Regions from separate parts of the Mus musculus genome. Here region 1 is linked to region 2. The links are chromatin contacts, found by Hi-C or POLR2A ChIA-PET in ENCODE. All regions are on one chromosome and are shown on one strand. Each heading gives the region's core, a stretch centred on a gene start or an enhancer-like site at or near the end of the contact. The rest is flanking DNA. Distances are from core to core; before and after follow the strand shown. Region 1 overlaps Gm42316 (a long non-coding RNA gene). Region 2 holds the start of Sdc3 (syndecan 3).

What was found. Hi-C counts contacts between places; a loop is a spot of excess contacts on that map. ChIA-PET counts read pairs that join two places held with the same protein, here RNA polymerase II (POLR2A).
Region 1: a loop to region 2 is called in a map of heart, with 2.9 times the contacts of the local background. The contact joins the enhancer-like site here to the promoter of Sdc3 in region 2. A Hi-C loop is called at or near these places in 8 of 37 maps with a recorded cell type or tissue (Patski, adrenal gland, gastrocnemius and 1 more). POLR2A ChIA-PET finds 5 or more read pairs at or near these places in 2 of 5 experiments (Patski and embryonic stem cell).

Annotation. Positions count from the first base shown.
Region 1 is chr4:130,826,944-130,832,370 of GRCm38, forward strand. Gm42316 (a long non-coding RNA gene) reads right to left here. Exons shown (of 3, transcript XR_881441.3): 3 at 2,865-2,923. Among named protein-coding and RNA genes, the nearest start is that of Gm42316, 6.1 kb to the right of the region's middle. Within about 2 kb of position 2,153, at least 1 of the 3 ENCODE cell types and tissues checked has a DNase peak (open chromatin) inside an H3K27ac peak, as active enhancers do; it is heart, where a contact is called at or near this core.
Region 2 is chr4:130,789,913-130,795,413 of GRCm38, forward strand. It overlaps Sdc3 (syndecan 3), which reads left to right and starts at 2,625. Exons shown (of 5, transcript NM_011520.3): 1 at 2,625-2,890. The coding sequence starts at 2,759.

The sequences.
Region 1 (5,427 bases), core at 903-3,402, 37 kb after region 2:
CCCTCAGGGAGACTCCAGCTTCAGGCTGCAAAGAGAATCTTGCCCTAAAGGATATAGGAACTGGAGCCATGCACGAGGAGAGACTGTGCCCTTGGGGTCTGATATGTTCATTCTTGTTGGGTTTTGGTTTTGGTTTTTGGAGACAGGTCTCTCTGTGTAGCATTGGCTGTCCTGGAACTCACTCTGTAGACCAGGCTGGCTTTGAACACAGAGATCCCCCTGCCTCTGCCTCCCGAATGCTAGGGTTAAAGGCGTGTGCCACTAGTACTCGGCTGATGTGTTTATTCTTGTGTCCAGGTGGTGGCTTTTCCCAGCCTCAGGTTCTGGGCCTGGGTGCTCCAAATCTGATTCCCCCAACTGCACAGGGGGATGATCACGTGTCCCCTGTGGAGGGGGAAAGGGCTCCGTGAGGAACTCAGCATGGTGTTTTTGAAGACAGCATTGGGACAAGAGCAGGACCCGGAGACCTCACGTTTCTGTGGCCTGGATCACTCAGTGCGGGTGGGGCAAGGCTCCTCCTGGCTTCTCTGGGCACCAGAGCCAGGGAGCCCACTCAGTGCCTGTCCTAGGCTCTTCCCATCCGATGAAGGCTGCTGTGACACATTAGCTATTGTTCCTGCTCCTCTAGGGACACACAGAGGGCTGTTTGCCCCCAAGGCAGGGGATAGAGGGCAGGCATGGATGTCACAGTCACAGTCTGTCCTGCTCCCATGGGAACCTCCTCATGGTTCATGAGTATCCCCTTAGAAAATGGGGCACCATTTCTGGTAGGTTGGGTCCTGAAGCCTGGCCACCTAGAGATGCTCTGGCCCCTCTCTCCTGCCTCCCTCCCCACACTTCACTCTTTTCACTGAAGGTTCTCTAATGTCTCCTCTGCGCCTGGCCTGTGCTTGGACCTGGGAGCCAGGAGGGGCTGGGGAGATGGGTCAGCGGATAAAGCACTCCGTCACACAAGTGTGAGGACCGTGGTTCGAACCCTAGGAACTCATAAAGCCAGGTGTGGTAGCTCTTGTGTGTAGTCTCCACATTTATACAATGGAATGCACAGAGATGGAAGTCTCTGGATTCTTGCAGGTGAGCTAGCCTGGGATACTTAGTAGTGAACAAGGCACCCTGCCAAGCAAGACAAGGCAAGGAATACCACCTGTGGCATGACACATGCATGCCTGCACGCATGTGCACGCAGGCACGTGGGCACACACACACTCACTCACTCACTCACTCACTTACTCATTCACGTATACATGCATGCACATGAACACACACACCATAGTCAGTCAGACTGTGGGGCCACTAGTCTGGCAGGGAGTTTTTTTCTTCTCAGCTGTTGCCTCTGGGCTCCAAACCTCCCCACTGTGTGGTAATTCTGAGGCCCCCCAGGGCCTCAATGAGGGGGGGTTCAGATGGCTTGTTTCCAGGAGGCTCCATCAACTGCCTGGGTACTTTCTGCTGCGCGTTTGAGCAGCAAACACTTTATTCTCCGCGTGGTAGAGTAGCAGGCTCAGTCTTGGAGCAGCTGTGTGTGCTTGTGCATGCTATTGCCCCTCTCTGAGCCCAGCGTCCCTATATGTGCACAGAGGACCTGCAGTGTGAGGGTCTTTGCAGAGCAGGCTCTGCCGTGACTTCGTGCTGTGAGTGAGATGCTTCAACTCCAGCGGTTCCACCGGGAAAGTGGAGACCATAGAGGTTGCCTGGTACGCACAGTGGCACAGTGCTAAGAACCATGTTAGGTGTGGAGAAGACACTGGGTAAGTGGGGGCTATTATTGTTGTTGCTGTTATTGTGATGGCGATGATGATGGTGATGATGGTGACGATTTAATAGCTTTTTAGGTAGTCTAGGGTAGCCTACAACTTGTGACAATCCTCCTCCCTCAGACTCCCAAGTAATGAGATCACTGCAGATCTCCTCTTGGCTAGGCCTGGCATACTGCCTACTGAGTGAATAAATGACCTGAACCTGGGCACGGATCACGTGACTTATTGCTGACGTAGGACAGACCCTGACTTGGGCCACGAGAGCCAACCCTCATCTGGAGCAGCACTCTTGTGAGGAGCTGGGGGCCTCCCCTCTGGGCCTCGGGATGAGAGGGGGAAGAATGGCTGTTTGTTTCTGTAAGTCCAAGAGGTCACAGAGGCCAGCCCGAGCCTCCTTGGGAACAGAGTGTGCTCTGCTTCCGGAGGCCACCCACCTTGTTCTGCTGGGCTGAGGGTGGGCTGGCGGCCATTAGAGGGTCCAGACTGCTTTCGCTAGATCCTGAGCCCCATCTCCCTCTGGAAGGAAGGAGGCCAGGCCTGCTGTGGGAACGGGGTGGAGAAGAGGGATCTGTTGGCAGAGGAGGCTGGGCCAGGCTCCCTGGTATGGCTGTACTCATGCACACTCTGTCCTTGCGGAGTGCATTTGCAGGTGGAGAAACTGAGGCTCCAAGGATGCAAAGCCCTACAGCTGAGAGGGTGCAGGGCACCCAGGCCAGAGCCCAGTCTCTCTCCTCCTCCCCCATCTCCTCCCTCCAGCCAGCAGCTGCGGAGCCACAGGAGCGGTAGGTGTGATCCAGAGACTGGAAAAAACAACAACAACATGTGACATCACGGGGGCGGGGCTTCCCCCGTCAGTGCCTCTCCCACAGGCGCTGTGCTTAGTTCTTACACAGACTCAGCACCCTCATCTCATAGCCAACATTGGCTTCATCAGCAAAACCCAAGCTATGAAACGTTCCATCAAATGGTCCACTGCCTTCAATAAATCATTTGTTTTATTTAGAGAGAAAGGGACTTAGGATATATAGAAAATGTACACAGATGTATCCAATGCATATTTACTAGAACAAAGGTAGACAGCATTTCTGAGGATGGACACCTGAAGCTGACCTCTGACCTCCACACGTAGTCCATCTATGGACACAGCACGCTCACATGCAGATATACTAAAGACAAAGAAAACGAAAAACAACTTTCTGAGATGAGATCCTGCCGTGGTACCCAGACTGGTCCTGAATTCTGAGCTCAAGCGATCCTCCTGCCTCAGCTTCCTGTACCTTGGACCATACGTGTGCACCCACCTAAAGACTAGAAACAAGATTAAAAGATGTGGTGGCCAAATACTGTAGAAACTTGATATAGATCCTGTTTCAAATAAATCATATTTAAAAGTGACAGTTATGACACAGGTGGAAGTCTGAGCTCACTGGAGTCTAGATAGCCTGAGTTTGTATTTAATTAATTTGCTGTGACAGTCTCCTGAAGCCCAGGCTAGCCTCAACCTTCCTAGTAGCCCAGAATGACCTTGAACTTTTGATCCTCCTGCCTCCACTAGCCAAGCATGGAGCACCACACCAGGTTAGTATGGAGTTGGGGATCTAACCCAGGGCTTCATGTGTGCTAGGCCAGCACTGCGCACAGAGCCACAGCCCAACCCCACTCTCTTTAATATTTAGAACATTTTCAGCCAGGTAGTGGTGGTGCACACATTTAGTCCCAGCACTCGGGAGGCAGAGGCAGGCAGATTTCTGAGTTCGAGGCCAGCCTGTTCTACAGAGTGAGTTCCAAGACAGCCAGGGCTACACAGAGAAACCCTGTCTTAGGAAAAAAAACAAAACAAAAACAAACATTTCCATCATTTGCTTTTTCTTTTTCCTTCCCTTCCCTCTCCCCTTCCTTCCTTCTTTTATTTGTTATGGTGGTCGTGTGTGTGTGTATGCATGTATGTGTGTGTGAATGCAAGTATGTGTATGTGAGTGCATGTATGTGTGTGAATGCATGTATGTGTGTGAATGCATGTATATGTGCTTGCCTGTGCATGTGGATGTAGAGGCCAGAGGGTTGCTATTGGGCATCTTCCTCCATTGCTTTCCCTCATTGTTTAAAAATTTTATTGTGTTTATGCATTGTGTGTGTTTGTGTGTATATGTGGGCGCACTCGTGCCTTGGTTCACATGTAGAGGTTAGGTGACAACTTGTGAGAGCTTGCTCTCTTGTTCTACTGTGTCAGTACTGAGGACTGATCTTGGGTTGTCAAGTTTGGTAGCAGGGACCTTTACCTGCTGAGCCATCCTGCCAGCTTTTCCTTCTTTATCTTTCAAGACTCTATCATGTATGTATGTATGTATGTATCTATGTCTATGTATATATCTATGTATCTGTCATGTGTGTACATATCTGTATATGCCTATGTTTCTTTGAATGTATGTATCTATCATGTATGTGTGTATGTATCTATATTTGTCTATGTATCTATATAACTATCTATAATGTGTGTGTCAATCATGTATATATGTATATATATATCTACCATATATATGTATCTATTTATTTATCATATATGTATTTATCATGTTTGTTTGTATGTCTGTATTATGTATGTGTGTGTCATCTATCTTTTTTCTCTCTCCTTCCCTCTCTCACTGAACCTGGAACTTGCCATCTCAGTTAGACCAGCTGGTCACTGAGCTCTGGAGATCCGCCTGTCTCTCCTCTCTTCTCCCACTCAGCGCTGCAGCTACAGATGTGAACTTGGCTTTTTGTGTGAGTACTGGGCATCCAAACTCAAGTCCTGATGCTTGTGTGGTGACTTTGCTGTCTGAACCATCTTGCTAACCTTACTTTCATAATTTTTATAACACACACACACACACACACACACACACACACACACACACACATTTCATATAGTACTAGGGCTTGAACCTAAGGCCTTGGGCAAACTCTGCTAACTGAGCTACACCTCAGCTCTGTGTTTGTATTTTTGTCCATAAGATGGTTCTGTTTTTCTACAGAGGACAAACTAGCTCCTAAGGGCTGTGGGGAACTGGAGGGGGACCTGTCCCAGTAGAGGCAAAGCTGTGCGCCCTCTGTCCGTGCTGCTACCTCCCAGAGTCATGCTGCTCTCAACCGTATACCATCCATTTCCAGTCGGTCAGCACCTCCAGGTAAGAGAAGCAACTTTCGAGCTGGCCTCTGACAACAGGGAAGCACACGGAACCTCTCAGATAGCCACAGCTTCAGAGACCCCTTCCCACAGAATCATGAGAAGGAACCTTCCCAAGGAGTGGTGGGCTGAGCCCCGCTCAGTTCCTGGGGACTCCCGACCCTGGCTTCTGGGATGACGGCACCGTCTTTGAAGGATGTGTGATTTGTGTCTTTTCCTCAGCCCAATGCCAAGGCCCTACCTCTATACTCCCATCATGCCTTGCTGTAAATATTGCTGCTCGCCCTCATCAGCCAAATGTGATATAAGAAGGGAGCATGGACTAGCAGACACAGGTCCTTCCTGACTGTCTATGGGGTGGGGGAGTGGGGTCATCCCATATCCTGCTACCCTTAGCCTTGGCTTCATCCCCTATATAGAACATTATGCCTCTTACTAGACATAGACAGTCCAAGCATCTGTTAGTGTTGGGCAATTAGAATAGTGCCTCTGGCAGATGTTAAA
Region 2 (5,501 bases), core at 1,375-3,874:
TATGGGCTAAGCTGATGGAAGCATTTTCTCAACTGAAGTTCCTTCTTCCCGGGTGACTCCAGCGTGTGTCATCTTAACAGCTGCCCAGTTCTTCAGCTCTGAAAAATGGGTTGGTGTCCTGTCAGAGAGAAGGGTGGAGGACAGGCGGCCTGGCTAGAGCCCTGCAGTTGTCCACTGAAAATCTGGACTTTCCCAGTTCCAGGAAAGACAGAAGGACTGGGGTGGGCGTGGTCGGGACTGTTTCTGCCTTTGGAGTCAAGAAGTCTTTGCCCGGTGACCTGCGGCTGGATGAAGGCAGTTTCTGGAGTCTGTTTGGATGAGGGTAGCACAGGGAAGGAGACATTCGTGTTCTGGGGATGTGATAAGGACACACACGGTGGTATAGGCAGGGTGACCTGTGATGTTCCAGGGACTAAATGTGCATCTCAACCCAGTCTGTGACTATACCTATAACAAGCAGCAGGTGGCGCTCCTAGCCCAAGATTCCCCACAAGGCTTCCTGCCGGGATCTCAGTAAAGGGGGTTTGCAGAATGAGGAAGGCAAGGCTGGGCCATGCTCCCTGGCAACCTGGTAGGCTCCTTTGAGCAACACTGTCAGCCTTGCTTGCCTCCCAGCATGGGCAGCTCAGTACTTTGCCCATCAGTCAGATCCAGCTGCCCCAAGGTTTTCTTTGCACCAAGTTGACATGCCACTCCTTGGGTCTCCTTCTTGATTCCAGCTAAACCTTTTTGTTTGTTTGTTTGTTTGTTTGTTTTTTTTTTTTTTTTTCAAGACGGGTTTCTCGGTATATCCCTAGCTGTCCTGAAATTCACTTTGTACACCAGACTGGCCTTGAACTCAGAAATCTGCCTGCCTCTGCCTCCCAAGTGGTGGGATTAAAGGCGTGCACCACCACCGCCCGGCCCAGCTAAACCTTTGAGAGCACCTCAGAACCAGTCCCAACCACATTGATTGAACTCCCAGTACACGAAAAGGAAGAGCTCACAAAAGCTTCCCAGCCTGTCCCCTGACCTGGTACACACAAGGCATTCAATATGTTTGTTGAATGAATAAGTGAAGCCCATATGGTCTTCATTTCCATCAGACATTGGGGAATAGGCTCAGAGAGGTGAAGTTGTACAAACAAGTACCAGAGCCCATGGTTGTCAGAACCAGGATTTGAACCCAAGCACTTGCTTAACCCAAAGCTAGAGTCCCTCAGCTCCTGGCTATGCTAGTGATAAAGCCAGTTCCTGATTCCTAGGCAGGTCAATCTTTTCATGTTGTATTCTTCAAGGCATCTTAGCTTCAAATGCCAAAACGCATCGAATGGGATTGATTTAAAAGACTCTTTGTGAGGGCCTGGGGATGTAGCTCAGTTGGTGGAGCACATGCCCTTCTGCACAAAGCTCTGGGTTCGGTTCTTAGCACAGCACAAATTGGATGTGATGGAGGTAGTAGGAATAGATGTTCAAGGTCATACTCAGCTACATCACAAGTTCAAGGTCAGCCTGAAAGTCCATCTTCCTTAAAAAAAAAGTGTCAACATTTATTTTTATCATTTTTAAAGGATTTATTTTTATTATTCGTGTGTATGTGTGCACACGCGGGCATGCGTGTCACACCTCTGCACATTAATGCAGGTGTCCTTGGAGGCTAAAGGTATTAGATCCTCTGAAGCTGGAGTCACAGGGCGTTGTGTCTAGCCTGGTGTGGGTACCGGGAACTAGTCACTTACATCTTTAAGTAGTATGCTGTATCTCTCACCAGCTCTCCCTCCCCTCTTATATTTGAAAATACAGAGACTCAGTATGTAGCCCAGGCTTTGAGATCCCTCTGCCTCAGCCTCCTAAGTCATGAGTACTGGGGTTACAGGCAGCTACTACTCAGGCTTGGCTCGTTCTCAGCGATCTGTAAGCCACAGAGTGGACGCCCCCCCCCCCCCAGGATGTCTACCGAGGTTAGCTAGGCAAGCCTTGCATACCTGTGATGCCCCAGCCTCTCACTCCCTCTGGGGAACCCATCTCACACTCTGCCTTATATGGTGCGGAGCTTCATGCTCTGGGTTTCTTTCCAAGGACACATGGCCATCAAATGGATAGTGCCGATTGCAGGGACATCAAAGGGTGTCCTGCTCAGCTCACATGCCAACTAACCAACGCCTACCCTTACCAGCCTCCCCGGAGACCCCTTAGTGCAACTGAGCCCCTGTGAATGGGAAACTGGAGACTTCACCAGCGTGTGAGCAGCAGACGCGTGCTGGTGTTCGCCATGCGTGCCTGTAGCTGACCCAAGCCCCTGCTTCCTGAACTCAGGGTGGCTAGGGGCCTGTGTCTCTCAGACAAACAGGCCAAGGAGAAGCTCAGGAGGACCAGGGGGAACCCCGAGTCGGGGTCCTCTGACACCACCCTACTGGGAGCAGAGAGACCCGGGGTGCTGTCTGGAAGAGCAGGTTCTCCCGCGGCTCGCACACGGCGTGCTTCGCGGATCCACAGTAGGGGGGCAGACGTCAACGCCCCTCGCCCCCCCCCCCCTGCGCGGGGGGAAACTGAGGCCGGGGGCGGTGTCGCGTGCCGGTGTCGCCGCGGCCCCGCCCTCCTGCTCGCCCCGCCTGCGCGGGGGGCGGCGGCGGTGGCGGCGGCGGCGGCGACGCTTCCTGCGGGCGCGGCCGCTGTGGGCGCGGAGCCGCGAGCGAGCGAACGAACGAGCGAGGCGGAGCCGGCGGCCGAGGAGCCGAGCGCAGGTCCCGCGCAGCCCGCGCCGCGAACAAAGGCCGCCATGAAGCCCGGGCCGCCGCGCCGCGGGACCGCACAGGGGCAGCGCGTGGACACCGCCACCCATGCGCCCGGGGCCCGCGGGCTGTTGCTGCCACCGCTGCTGCTGCTGCTGCTGGCCGGCCGCGCCGCGGGGGTGAGTGATGGGCCCCAAGAGGGTCCCCAGCGTGTACCCCGCGTGTCTTTGCGTGTCCCCTCGTCGCGCGTGCCGCGCTGGGTGTGTCCCGGTCTCATGGGGTCCCCTCCCCGCCGGGAAGCGTGTGCGTCCGGTATCCGCTGGGGTCGCCTTCTCCCCACCCCCACTCCATCCCAAGCTGCCTGCAGGGCCTTGGGGGCATTGGAGGAGGAGGGGGTGGGTCGATGAAGGTGACCCGCGAGGGTGAATGAGGGTGACCCTGTGTGTGTGTGTCTGCTTCTAAGAAGGGTGCGTGGGCACCTGTGGGTGTGGGCACGGGAGAGGCTCTGTCCATATGGCTGGATGGCATCCGCATCCCGCTCCACACTAGGGTGACCCATTCTGCACGCTGTGTTCCACCATGGCCAAGGCTGTGTGACTGTGGGTGAGGGGGTGTGTGCTTTGACCCATGGACCTGTGTGAAAGCACACGTATGTGTGTGCAGGTGTGTAGCGATGGTGGACCTGGCTCAGCTCCCACCCCAGAAGACATGGGTGTGTGTGCCATCAGAGGTGGGTACCAGGTGACCCCTGACTGTCCCTTTGAGAAACCGAAGTAGCTAAGGGATTGAACTTGGTTCTGGTTTCACTAGCAGAACGGGAGGAAGAGGGTCGGTCCTGCAGGTGGATGAGCCGGGTCCCTGCTCTGAGGAACCCAGCTCCCAAGTGAGTTCTGAGTTGACAGGTGTCTAAATGTGGGCTGAGTGAGCTGGGGAGTTCTAGGTCCTACCCCCATGTGGCTGACTCCAGGAGCAATGGCTGTCCCTACCCACTCAGATGACCACCAGAGCCCAGGCTGGCCGGCACGCCCCTTCTCTCCTAAGCAAGGTGGCCAGATTGTAGGGAGGCAGGCAAGACTCTGAGCTGCCCTGACAACTGTTAGCTTTGGGGAGGGGACCCCAAGATAGTACCTGGTGGTCGGTTCATGCCTTGCCCTTTTTTTCTTTTCTTTTCTTTTCTTTTCTTTTCTTTTCTTTTCTTCTTCTTCTCTCTCTCTCTCTTCTTCTTCTTCTTCTTCTTCTTCTTCTTCTTCTTCTTCTTCTTCTTCTTCTTCTTCTTCTCCTTCTTCTTCTTCTTCTTCTTCTTCTTCTTCTTCTTCTTCTTCTTCTTCTTCTTCTTCTTCTTCTTCTTCTTCTTCTTCTTCTTCTTCTTCTTCTTTTTCCTTTTTTTCCTGATGGGGTGAGGGGAGAGGTTCCTGAGCAAAAGGCAGCACTACCCACACTGGCAGTGGGAACTGCTTTTCAGCAGCATTATAGAAAATTACCCTTGACATCAAAGATCTGGTTTCAAAGTCCAGTGAAGACCACCACCCAATCACAGTGAGGTCTTGAGCCAGCCTGGCCACTCCTCTGAGTCCCAGCTTTCCTCTCTGCAAAGACGGACTAAGGGTGCCCTCCGGGGAGGCAGAGTGGACACAGAGGCACCTTTGAAGGCATTTTGGTGTTGAGTACAAAGGGCTCAGGACAAATGGCTTCACTGGAGCTACTGTCCCTAGGAAGGAATAATACACATTCTACCCGTAGTGAAAGGATTCAGGGAGATTTTTGAGGACTCAGCACATAGTAGGGCTTCAACCAGGTAGGTGTGAGGGCAAAGTGGAGCTGGCATGATTGAGACTGATGCTGAGTGGCATGCCCAGATGGTGACCTGGCTGAGCGAGGGGAGAGATTGTGGTAGGGATGGGTCTCAAGAGGTATTCTCTCTGCAAGCATGCTGTCCTCCCAGGGAGGGGCTGGGACTGTAGAGGAAGGACTCTCTGCACTGTTACCTGGCCTGGAAAGCTAAGGGTTAAAGGATGCTTCTCAGTGAGGGCTGAGGCTAGATCAGAAGCCCAGGTAGTAGTTCCAGGAATGGTCTCTGGTGACAGCAAGGGACTGACAGTGGTTGGCTCAGCAGGGGAAAAACAGGATGACCCTGGGTCTTCTTGTTAGTCTGGGAGAGCACGGGATCAGGGGAAGGGAACTCCAGGGAGGAGAAGGCTGGTTTGATCCAGGCTGTGGCTGTCAAGTTGGGGGTGTGTTCTGACCTACAGATTCGAGGCTTTGGTCCTGAGAGACTGACTGTCTAGGGCTCTGAGGTCCTCAGACCACCTCAGCTTTTCTGGTTAGGTGACTCCCAGAGTGACATGGAATGTGGGGACACTAGAAAGTATAGCCTTTGGAGAATGTCCTTTAAAGGTCCAGATCTGGGAGTGACCATAGATGACACTCAGTATTGCTGTCAGGGGTGGTTATTCAACTGATTTGTGGCTGTGTGACTTTGTGGAAGTGACTTAACTGTCCCATGCCGTGGCTTCCTCTCTCTCTAAGACGGAGCAAAGAGTGAAAGTGTAGCCATAGCACTTGGTGCACGTAGATTCCTTTGTGGAGGAGGTGGGGGCAGAGTCTCATGTAGCTCAGGCTAGCCACGAACTTGCTACATAGACAAGGATGAACTTGAACTCCTACCCTCCTACTGCCCAAGTGCCAGGATTACAGACGCGAGTCACTGCGTCCTGTTTTTTTTTTTTTTTTTTTTTTTGTCAGAGTTACTGTCCTGTTTTGAGGTGTGAAGTGGCAGGTGAGGCTTATTCC